Regions from separate parts of the Homo sapiens genome. Here region 2 is linked to region 1. A link is an interaction called in ENCODE POLR2A ChIA-PET data of the cell type or tissue named here. Cell type or tissue: HepG2. All regions are shown on one strand. Each heading gives the region's core, and the rest is flanking DNA. Links, peaks and the distances in the headings are about the cores only. Region 1 has its middle 30 kb from the start of LINC02606. Region 2 has its middle 14 kb from the start of SPSB1.

Evidence for each region. ChIA-PET counts read pairs that join two places held together with the same protein. Peaks named below come from ENCODE experiments on the same cell type or tissue, not always from the same donor. Only the 100,000 strongest peaks of a DNase experiment are listed, where the experiment ranks them.
Region 2: POLR2A ChIA-PET joins it to region 1 with 5 read pairs; 2 of 35 experiments call an interaction of 5 or more read pairs at or near these places.

The regions. Positions count from the first base shown.
Region 1 is chr1:9,396,672-9,402,034 of GRCh38, reverse strand. No RefSeq gene overlaps it. Among named protein-coding and RNA genes, the nearest start is that of LINC02606, 30 kb to the left of the region's middle. RefSeq lists enhancers at 377-1,219, 1,220-2,062, 2,063-2,906. In HepG2, for the core only: a CTCF peak has its summit at 1,203; DNase peaks (open chromatin) are centred at 1,214, 1,924 and 2,274; H3K4me3 peaks cover 2,042 bases; H3K27me3 peaks cover 1,665 bases.
Region 2 is chr1:9,276,547-9,281,909 of GRCh38, reverse strand. No RefSeq gene overlaps it. Among named protein-coding and RNA genes, the nearest start is that of SPSB1, 14 kb to the left of the region's middle. RefSeq lists an enhancer at 2,418-2,587. In HepG2, for the core only: no CTCF peak of the experiment used is centred there; DNase peaks (open chromatin) are centred at 1,389 and 2,569; H3K4me3 peaks cover 1,692 bases.

The DNA.
Region 1 (5,363 bases), core at 47-5,046:
CAGCCATGACTGTTCCTGGGACAGCTGTGAATCAGAGGAACTGCCGGGAATAACATTCAAAGGCCAGACTCACACTGTCTGACCAGCCGCCTGCCGGCCTCCCTCCCTCCCCTTCGCCCCCAGCACCAGGACGGGAACCTCGGCTGGGGCGGGTCCTGCCAGGCCCGAGGAGTCCTGGGTCCTGTATCAGGCATTGCAGACACAAGATGAAAGCAACAGGCCACCTGCTTTCTAGAACTCACTGCATGGGGCTGAAGACAAACTTCATTCCTTCTTGTGTTCGGCACATGGATTGTGAGCCTACTGTGTGCCAGCCAGGTTTCCAAGCACTGAGCTTGGTTATTCACTCTGCATTCTTTGAGCATCTACTGTGTGCTAGGCATTGTCTAGACACTAGGCGTCGGTACTTATTCTTGGTTTATCTTACTTTTATTTTGTTTTATTTTTTTTGAAACAGAGTCTCACTCTGTCGCCCAGGCTGGAGTGCAGTGGCACAATTTCGGCTCACTGCAACCTCCACCCCCTTCGTCAACCTCTGCCTCAGCAATTCTTGTTTCTCAGCCTCCTGAGTAGCTGGGATTACAGGCGCGCACCACCACGCCCGGCTAATTTTGTGTATTTTTAGTAGAGATGGGGTTTCACCATGTTGGCCAGGCTGGTCTCAAACTCTTGACCTCAAGTGATCCGCCCACCTTGGCCGCCCTAAGTGCTGGGATTACAGGCATGAGCCGCCGCGCCCGGCCTCCTTTTGTTTTAGAATGCTTACTCAGGGCAACCTGAGGTGGTGAGGGGAAGCAAAGACCCAGCCTCCGTCCCCAGTCCCTTTGGGTTCTGGCAGCACTGACCCAGGCTGGGAGAGGGCAGTTTGCCCCATGCTCTAGCAGGGATCTGTGTCCCCCGAGGTCAGTCTGGTAGGGCGGAAGTACCTGGAGGGGACCGCACGAGTGAGCTCAGGCTGAGTGGCTGGCTGCTGCCCACAAGGGCTCCCAGGGCACCCCGCTCCCCATTGGAGTGGCCCCCGTTGCCAGGAGACACTGTGCAAAACAGTGCTGGCTGTTCTACAAACTGGCAAAGCCCCCAGGCCCCTGGGCTGCTACGAGGAGCCCAGTCCCCTAATTAGAACCGGCCGGCTTGGCCTGCACCCTCCTCAGGCCTGAGCCGGACCTCACTGGCCATAAAACCTGCAAACTCTTTCCTGCACGCTCCCCCAGGAGGCAGCCTGCAGGAGCCTCAGAGGCGAGTCACTTCCCCTGGCTGAGGGACGGGCAGGTGCAGCTGCGGCCACCTACCTCCTGGACCACAGACTTAGCAGCTTTGGGGTGCAGAGCTGGCCCTCCCAGGGCCTGGGACTGTGTGGGTGCTAGGAGGGGACTGCTAAAGAAAGAACCCCCACTGCCAGAGACCTGGCCTCCCGCCTCCCAGGCCTCTGCCGCACTTTCACCCACTTCCTGCAAAGCATATCAGCTCAGCTCAGTCCTAGGCTGCTTCTCTGGGCCTCTGCCACATGGGCACAGACACACTGTGTGGCCGTTATTTTACCTGACTATGAATTCCTCTAGGGTAGGCACTGAGTTTTGTCTATCTCTGTATCTTGGCACCTGCCCTGGGTTTGTCATAGAGCAGGAACCAGGGAGGTTTGCCGGGTAGCTGAATTAAAATCAGCTGGCTCTGGCAGGAGGGCGCCCACCTCCTTTTCTAGGAGCCAGAGATTTCTGAGCTGAACTTCTTTTCCCTGCAGACCCCATGAAGCTGGCGTGGCCTGGGCCATCAAAGACTCCAGCCAGGTGGACTGGGCTGATTCCAGCTCGTAAGCCAGCTCTGGCTAAGCCCAAGCCGAGGTTTCCACTTGGAGAAGGTCCCCATGGTTGGGCTGGCGGAGGACACAGCTCGGCACCTCTGACTAATCCCAGCTGTCCGACCTCTAGTCCCCGGTGCAAAGGGAACAGCTGCCACTGAACTTCCTCTGCAGCCTCCCCTTAGCCCAGCCTGTGTGAGAGGTGGCCGGGACCTGGCTTCTAGGTTGAGGCCACCCTGATGTCTTCTGGCTCTATTGCTGCACCCAAAGGCCACGTTAGTTTGCAGAAAGCCATGGTCTCAGCCCCAAGAACCGTGTGCAGTGGCTTCCAGCAGGGCTGGGCCAGGCTGAATATTTTCAGGAAAGGTGGCTACACTTTTCTGAGCTTTGCGAGTGTTTGTCCATACCAGAGGCAGTGGGATTCCCTGGTGGGAGGCGAGAGGGGAGGGCTGTCAGCTGAGACAGGGACTTCAAAGGGCTCCCTGGGCCCCCTGCTCGGGCCTCCAGCTGCAGGATGGGCTGAGCTGCCAGCCGGCAGCTGGCAAAACACAGCTCTGCTTGCCCAAAGCACCAAATAGCAAACAAGGATGATGCGGAAGCAGTGGCAGCTCTGGATCTCAGTGACAGCGGGGATCCTGCTGGAAGCGGGGGTTTGAGGGCGGCCTCGGACTGCAGCACAGGCAGGGTCTGCAGCAGCACCTCCCTGGGGCAGAGCAGGGCAGGGCCCCCCCGCCCCCCGCCCAGCGTCAAGTGGCCTCAGCTGGTCCTCAGCTGCCTCTTCCAGGGGCAAGCGACTCAGCTTTTGCTGATGATTTAGTTCCTAATTTGGGCCAGGTGTGGTGGCTCACACCCGTAATCCCAGCACTTTGGGAGGCTGAGGCAGGTGGATCACTTGAGGTCAGGAGTTCAAGACCAACCTGACCAATGTGGTGAAACCCATCTCTATTTAAATATACAAAAATTAGCTGGGCATGGTGGTGTGTGCCTGTAATCTCAGCTACTTGGGAGGCTGAGGCAGCAGAATCACTTGACCCCAGGAGGCGGAGGTTGCAGTGAGCTGAGATAGTACCGCTGCACTCCAGCCTGGGTGACAGAGTGGGACGCCATCTAAAAATAAATAAACAAGTAAATAAATAAGTTGGGCGTGGCGGCTCACATCTGTAATCTCAGCACTATGGGAGGCTGAGGTGGGCAGATCACCTGAGCTCAGGAGTTCGAGACCAGCCTGGCCAACATGGCGAAACCCCATCTCTACTAAAAATACAAAAATGAGCCAAGTGTGGTGGCGGGTGCCTGTAATCCCAGCTACTTGTAATCCCTTTAGGCTGTGGCAGGAGAATCGCTTGAACCTGGGAGGTGGAGGTTGCAGTGAGCCAAGATGGCGCCACCGCACTCCAGCCTGGGTGACAGAACAAGACTCTGTCTCAAAAATAAATAAATAGAAAAATAAACAAACAAATAAAATAGTTTCTAATTTGTCCATGTCCTGAGATGAGCCTACCAGGCAAGGTGAGGATCTGAATAATCTCTGTGTGGTGCAGTAGAGGAGGGAAAACTGGCATTTATTAAGCCCTAGCTGTATGCCCAGCTTGTGGGAGGTGTTGAGGATAGGATGGAGGGGGAGGCTATCATCTAGAAGCCACGGGTGAGGGCAGCAGCCCCCACGGGTGGGAGAGCAGAGGGAGGTGAGGCCAGGCCTCATGCTGCCCTGAACTCAGCTGGGGATGGGGAGCCCCAGGCCCCTGCCCTCGTGGGTGGGACCTGGCTGCGTTTCCCGAGGATGAGGTCTTTGGTGGGCCACATGGCTGGAAAGGAGGGAGGGGTGGGAGAGAGGAAGTGGTGTCTGGGCTTGAGGCTGCAGCTGTATCCTCCTCAGCCTCTCTCCAGCTCTCCTCGCCCAGCTCTGGGCCTGTCTCTCCTCCTGCCCCCACTGGGATCCTGGCAGAGGCTGCAAAAAAGCACCCCCCCGTCCAGTCCCCCGACCTGCCTCCTGGTCTCAGACATTCCCGTGTGACTCAGGAGGGTGGAGAAACGCCTGAAAGCTTCTCAGCATCCTCTTTCGTCCCCTGCCCGGCTGCTGGCCAGAATTCCCCACCTTTTCTGTGGGACCCGGATAGCCTGCTGGACTCCTCAGTCCTGCAGGGCACATAGGGCCTGAACCCTGCTTCCACTCAGGAAAAACCTGGCCGGTCCAAGGGTGTGGCTGGCGGGCCCAGTGAGAGGCCCCTGCCAACTGAGCTGCTGCTGCACGGCCCGGATTTGTACGCCACGCACAGGGTTGGCTTCTGAGCTCTCTCACGGACTTAATTGAAAAATATTTAAAAAATCGCTCCCATCGCTGGGTCATCCAGGCCTGGACAGGGGACCCTGGGCTCTAGAATCCATCCCAAGGCACACGCCTGCAGCAGCCCACCTCCTCTTCCAGGAGCCAGAGGGATCAGAGCCGAATTTCTTTTCCCTTCCGGCCCCTCGAGGCTGGCGTGGCCTGGACCATCGAAGTCTCTGGCCAGGTGGACTGGGCTGATTCCAGCTCATAAGCCAGCTCTGACCAAGCCCTGGCTGAGGTTTCCACTTGGAGAAGTGGAAGCCCCCGGTCCCGTAAGGCCCTTGTTCCTCCCGGAGGAAAGAAACAGCAAGGGCCAGGCCAGGTGCGGTGGCTCACGCCTGTAATCCCAGCACGTTGGGAGGCCAAGGTGGGAGGATGGCTTGTGTCCAGGAGTTCGAGACCAGCCTGGGCAACATAGTGAAACCCCATCTCTACAAAAAAATGGAAAATTAGCTGGGTGTGGCGGTGCATGCCTGTGGTCCCAGCTACTCGGGAGGCTGAGGCAGGATGATCGCTTGAGCCTGGGAGGTTGAGGCTGCAGTGAGCCATGATTGCACCACTGCACTCCAGCCTGGGTGACTGAGTGAGATCCCATCAGAAAGAAAGAGGGAAAGAAAGAGAGAGAGAGAGAGAAAGAGAGAGAGAGAGAGAGAAAAGAAGGAAGGAAGGAAAAAAAGAAGGAAAGGACAGGACAGGACAGGAAAGAAAGGAAAGGAAAGGGCAAGAGCCATGCCCAAGCCTGGGGACTCAGCTCGTGCGAGGCCTCAGTCCCCATGGAGTCCGGTTTACCAGGACTCAGGGAGGCCCTAGGCTTTTGTGGGGTAGGCAGCATGGCAGCTGGGCTGGGGGCAACACGCCTGCTGGGCACTGTCTTTGGGCAGCATTTTCCTTCCTCTCCTCTTCCTGGGAGTAGCTGAGAGCATCCCGGGATGTGTTTGGCAGGGCCCAGCCCCTTGTCAACAGTACCTTTGCCAAGGTCCAAACTGTCCAGGGATGGGAAGCCAGAATCCTGCTGACCCCACGATCCCACGTTTCTTGGAATGAGGAGAGGGAGTCGCTCCTGTTGATGTCGGCTCTAGGAAGGGTGACCTGTGTCAGGATTCACCATTCCTTTCGTATCAGAAACATTTACCTTTTTAAAAACAATACATCTTTTTTTTTCTTTTTATTCTTCTTCTTTTTTTTTTTTTGGTAGAGATGGTGTCTCCCTACATTGCCCAGGCTGCTCTTTTTTTTTTTTAA
Region 2 (5,363 bases), core at 52-5,051, 120 kb after region 1:
CAGCCTTGATTCCTACATTGACAGAGCCCTAAGCTTTCACGGGCCTTCCAGGTTATCAAGTAGCAGGAGATCCTCTCAGCTCCTGGGAATGTCATGGGTGTCACATCCCATCAGAGCCACCAGAACCTGAGAGAGCAGAGCTCCAAGTCCCTCCGCTTGTGGGTGAGGAGACCGAGGCTCAGGGAGGGGAAGCAGCTGGCCCCATGCCACACAGCAGCGCTTTCCTCATCTTTCTGCTCCCAGCCGAAACGTCTTTTCCATCAGGATGGAATCACGTTCTGCACTGATCCCCAGGGTGGACAGATGCTCCTGCCAGGCAGTCCCACGGCACCCTCCGCATGGCCCAGCTTGGCCCTGCCCCTTGGGGCTGCCATCCCTTGGGCCCTTGTCTGTGTCCCCGCCAGGCCAGGAGCCCTGGGCAGTGTCTTCCTTTGTGCTACCACCCCGTGTATCCCAGCACCAGGCACAGTGCCTATTACACAATAGGTGCTCAATAAATACTTGTGGTGGGATGTGAAATCAGTCTGTGGCACTTGCTGAACTTCTAATTCAAGGCCCCCACATGATGGAGATCTTTCCTGACTCCCTAACCTCCTTCCCCCAACACGGAACCGCAGTCTCTGCCCAGAGCCCTGTGGCTCCGACCCAAGTGCTCTCGCTACATCTGCCACCCCTGAGAACGCTCCTTGCCTGTCATTTCCTGAGTGCAGGGCCATGTCTTGGTCATCCTTGCAGAAGACAAAGCCCTGGTATGTGAGAGCCTGCGGTGGGCAGATGAACAGGTGCACATGCAGACACACGGCCCTGCCCCCACCAAGTGGTGCTGCGGGTCTCTCGCTCGGACCCCGGGAGCTCATCGTGGGCCCTATGATAAAGTCCTCTCTGTGCGCCTCTTTTCTGGAAAGCAGGGTTTATTATTCAGTTCACAGAGGAGGAACAAGCTCACAGTGGTGAAACTGCCCTGTGCCACTCTCTCAGCAGCAGGGGTGGGATTTGAACTCAGACCTTTCTGACTCCAGAGTCCAGCTCTTAGCCTCACAGGGTGCTGTCTCCTCCCAGGTGTCCTGGAAAGGCCAAGGACAACAGGGCTGCCTCCATGTGCTTGCTCTTTCCTGCCTACAGAGGGTAGAAAATGTGCCACAGGGAAAGCCCAGCACCCATGTGTGTTTGGACAGGACTGGGGCTCAAAGGAAACCGCTCCATCTGCGAGTTGGATGGAGCAGGGGTGTGGACAGAGCGCGGGGCAGAGTGAGCACGACAGAGGCAACCCCTGAGCACGGGGACCCTGCAGCCGCTGCTGCTGATAAAAAACACATGAGGAGGAAACGCCCACAGGCAGCAGCGCTCAGTCCAGCTGAGCCCTGACAACCGCGGCTGATTCAGTCGTTGACTCAGTCGACAAGCACTTACCCAGAGGGAGGCCATGGGATGAGTCGTGGGTCCTTGCCCGCTGCCAGCGGCGGGGCGGGGAGTGGGGGCGGGGCGGGGAGTGGGGGCGGGGCGGGGAGTGGGGGCGGGGCGGGGAGTGGGGTCGGGGCGGGGAGGGGAGCACGGATCAATCACAGTCTGGAATGGAAAGGGAGGGCCTTGACTGCCATGTGCATGGCTGCCTACCCCACGACTGCCATTTGCTGAATGAATGAATGAATGAAAGGTTGACTCCAGGAGGAGCCGGCGCCCATCGCCCAGCCCTGCCTCACTGACCATCCCCGTGAAGCCAGGCCTGACTGGACCCCTCCCGAGGGAGACACCCTCTGATGATTGCCCAGTGCCCAGGACGCGACTCTCAAACTTTTCCCCAAAAGCACCCTCACCCACCTCAAGTGTGAATAGCTTGTGTTTTCTATTTGAAAGGGATGGAATTTTGCATTCTGCTCCAGAACGTTTCAGAGTAAAAATAATATTTCCCTTCAATTCTTGGGGTACAGTTTTTGTTCTGGGGAGATGGTGCCCCACTGGCCCTGTGGCTCCAAGTCTCAGGACTTCTTGGCTTGGTCAACTTCTTGGCTGACCTTCAAGGCCTTAGGGTCTGGCCTTGGGGAGTCAGGCCTCCAACAAGCCTTCATGCTAGCTTTCTCTCTCGCTCGCTTTGTCTCTCTCTCTCTCTCTCTCGCTCTCTCTCTCTCGCCCTCTCTCTCCAGGGTTCAACACAGCCCTCGGTGGGGAGGCTGCCGCTGGGACCCCGGCCCACAGTTGGCCTCTGCATGACCTCAGGCCCAACCCCTGGCACTTTCCGCCTCCTGTGAGCAACCTTTCGGCGTCTGCAGAGCTCGTGGCGTAAGAGCGGGCCAGGAATGTCACTTGCTTCCTCTTCCCTGGAGCGTCTACACTGCATTTTAGGACTTGGTGAAAATCCACGCAGGAGCACATGAAGTCTTAATATTTATGAGGAATCGAACCATGGCTGAGAGGGGAGAGGCTGCGGTGGCCCTGAGATTTCTGAGGCACTCGGGGTCATTTTAGCAGCCTGCGGTGGGGGAGCTGAGGAAGGGAAGCACTGCGACCCATGCGGATTCTCAGAGCAGGAAGAGGCTTCTTCCCCTCCCACCTCAGTCTCCTGTGAACTTTGCTCTCCAATGCAGGTGGGCGTTGGAGCCAACTGCCTGTAAGGCTCTGGTTATAAACACACCCCTCGGTGTGGTTTTCTTGGGGCATGACTTGCTTCTGAAATAACTTTATGATTAGAAAAACTTTTGGGTGGATATTCCCTTCCCTGGAACATGGAATCACAACTGCTAAAGTTGTTTTTTCTGTTCACTAGGCTGTCCTGATTTCTATGGCCTGGTAGACGCTTAGTGACAAGTTCCGGGATCCCTTGGAACTTTCACCTCCAGCCCCTGCACAGATATGTGTGGTTCTGTGCTCAGCATTTCCTTCTGGGAGCATCCCACCCAGGGCTGTGCAACACTCCAGGGATGGACAACCGGCCCCCATCCCAATCCAGCAAGTGATCGATTCAGACGTGAACCCTACCAGAATCCCCATGGGGAGGGGCTCTGGGCAGAATCCGATTGGAAGAGAGAGCACAGCCAGGCTTGAAACTGCCTTGGCACAGCCCTTGACAAAGACTGAGAAACTCTCAACCAGTCCTACCCAAGAATTGGTGGAGGAGGGAGGAGGCTGCTGGTGTTGGGGGAAGTGAGAAGGCACCCCAGGGGCTTCCCAATGCTGCAGCCACGGCATCCACGACAGACCCAGCCAGGGCCTCCCTAGGATGTACAAGGTGCAGCCATGCAGCTCGATGGCCTCCCTTCCTCTGGCATCTTGGGCCATCAAGACACTGAGAGCTACTTGGAGCCGTTTTCCCTTACAAGAAAAGCCAAATGCAGGAGGCAAGAAAATGGCCGATACAGACGGTGGAGCTGCCAGATAAAACAGAGGACACCTAGGCACATTTGGATTTCAAATAAACAGCAGATAACTTTTAGTATAAGTATGTCTCAAATGTTGCAAGGGACATACTTATATTAAAACTGTATTTGTTCTTTATCTGAAATTCAAACTTAACTAGGCATCTTGAAGATTGACTTGCTCAATCTGGCAACGTGAATGCAAAGGGAGCTGAACTCACAGTTTCCTGGCGACGTTGCTTAACGTCCCTGGACCCAGCTCTGCTGAAGCTGTTTCCACCCCTGGGGCCTTCCAAGGAGAAGGGCCAGGACATTTCCTTTTATTTTTATTTTTTCATTTTTAAATTTAGTTCGAGTTGGGTTGCTGTCCCTTGCAACCAAAGGAGTCCTGGGAAATATAGCAAGTGATGGCCCAAATTCAGGATCAAAGTGAGGTGTGGCATGGAAATCTAGTGGCTTGGAGAGGGAGAGTTTAGAACCAGGCTGATACAGTTTGGCTCTGTCCCCACCCAAATCTCACCTTGCATTGTAGCTCCCAGAATTCCCAAGTGTTGTGGGAGAGACCCGGTGGGAAGTCATTGAATCATGGGCGCGGTTTTCCCAGTACTGTTCTCCCGGTAGCGAATAAGTCTCATGAGATCTGACGATTTTATAAGGGGTTTCCCCTTTCACTTGGCTCTCATTCTCTGCTTGTCTGCCACCATGTAAGATGTGCCTCTCACCTTCTGCCATGATTGTGAGGCCTCCCTGGCCACGTAGAACTGTGAGTTCATTAAACCTTTCTTGCTTTATAAATTACTCAGTCTGGGCCGGGTGGGGTGGCTCACACCTGTAATCCCAGCACTTTGGGAGGCCGAGGTGGGCCGATCACTTGAGGTCAGGAGTTTGAGACCAGCCTGACCAACATGGTGAAACCCTGTCTTTACTAAAAATACAAAAATTAGGCTGGGCGCGATGGCTCATGCCTGTAATCCCAGCTCTTTGGGAGGCCGAGGCAGGCGGATCACGAGGTGAGGAGATTGAGACCATCCTGGCTAACACGGTGAAACCCTGTCTCTACAAAAATACAAAAAAAAATTAGCCAGGCGTGGTGGTGGGCGCCTGTAGTCCCAGCTACTGGGGAGGCTGAGGCAGGATAATGGCATGAACCCAGGAGGTGGAGCTTGCAGTGAGCCGAGATTGTGCCACTGCACTCCCGCCTGGGTGGCAGACCGAGACTCCATCTCAAAAAAAAAAAAAAAAATTAGCTGGGCATGGTGGTGCACACCTGTAGTCCCAGCTACTCTACTGGGGAGGCTGAGACAGGAGAATTGCTTGAACCCTGGAGGCACAGGTTGCAGTGAGCCAAGATCGTACCCTGTGCTCCAGCTTGTGTGACAGAGCGAGATTCCATCTCAATAAAATAAAACAAAACAAAACAAAATAAAATACCCAATCTCAGGTATGTCTTTATCAGCAGCGTGAAAACAGACTAATACACAGGGGCTCAAGACCTCTTAAAGGAGGATTTCGGGGTCTGGTGTTGTGGCCTCCAGCCCAGGGCAGCCTTTTCTCTCTCTCTCACTGTGGGTGCCCTGCATCCCTGCAGCTGCCTACATAGCAAGTGACCTGGGGTTTACGCCTTTCTCCTGACCTAAAGCTTTTCTGGGCCTCCACCTGTGCCTGGGCTATCTCGAGAGTCTTCTAAACCCTCCCTTCCTTTCTTTTTTAGGCCATTGGCTGTTATTGTGATTTAAATTATATCAGCATTTGTCTTCCATTACAAAGAAATTTGTACCTACTGGGTCATTTTATTTTTATATTTTTTCATTAGAATATTATATATACATATATATTTTATTTCAATTGCCAACAAATGGTTTTTCGTTACGTGATGAATTTTTTTGTTTGTTTGAGACAGAGTCTCACTCTGTCACCCAGGTTGGAGTGCAGTGGCGCAATCTTGGCTCACTGCAACCTCCGCCTCCAGGATTCAAGCAATTCTCCCACCTCAGCTTCCCAAGTAGCTGGGAT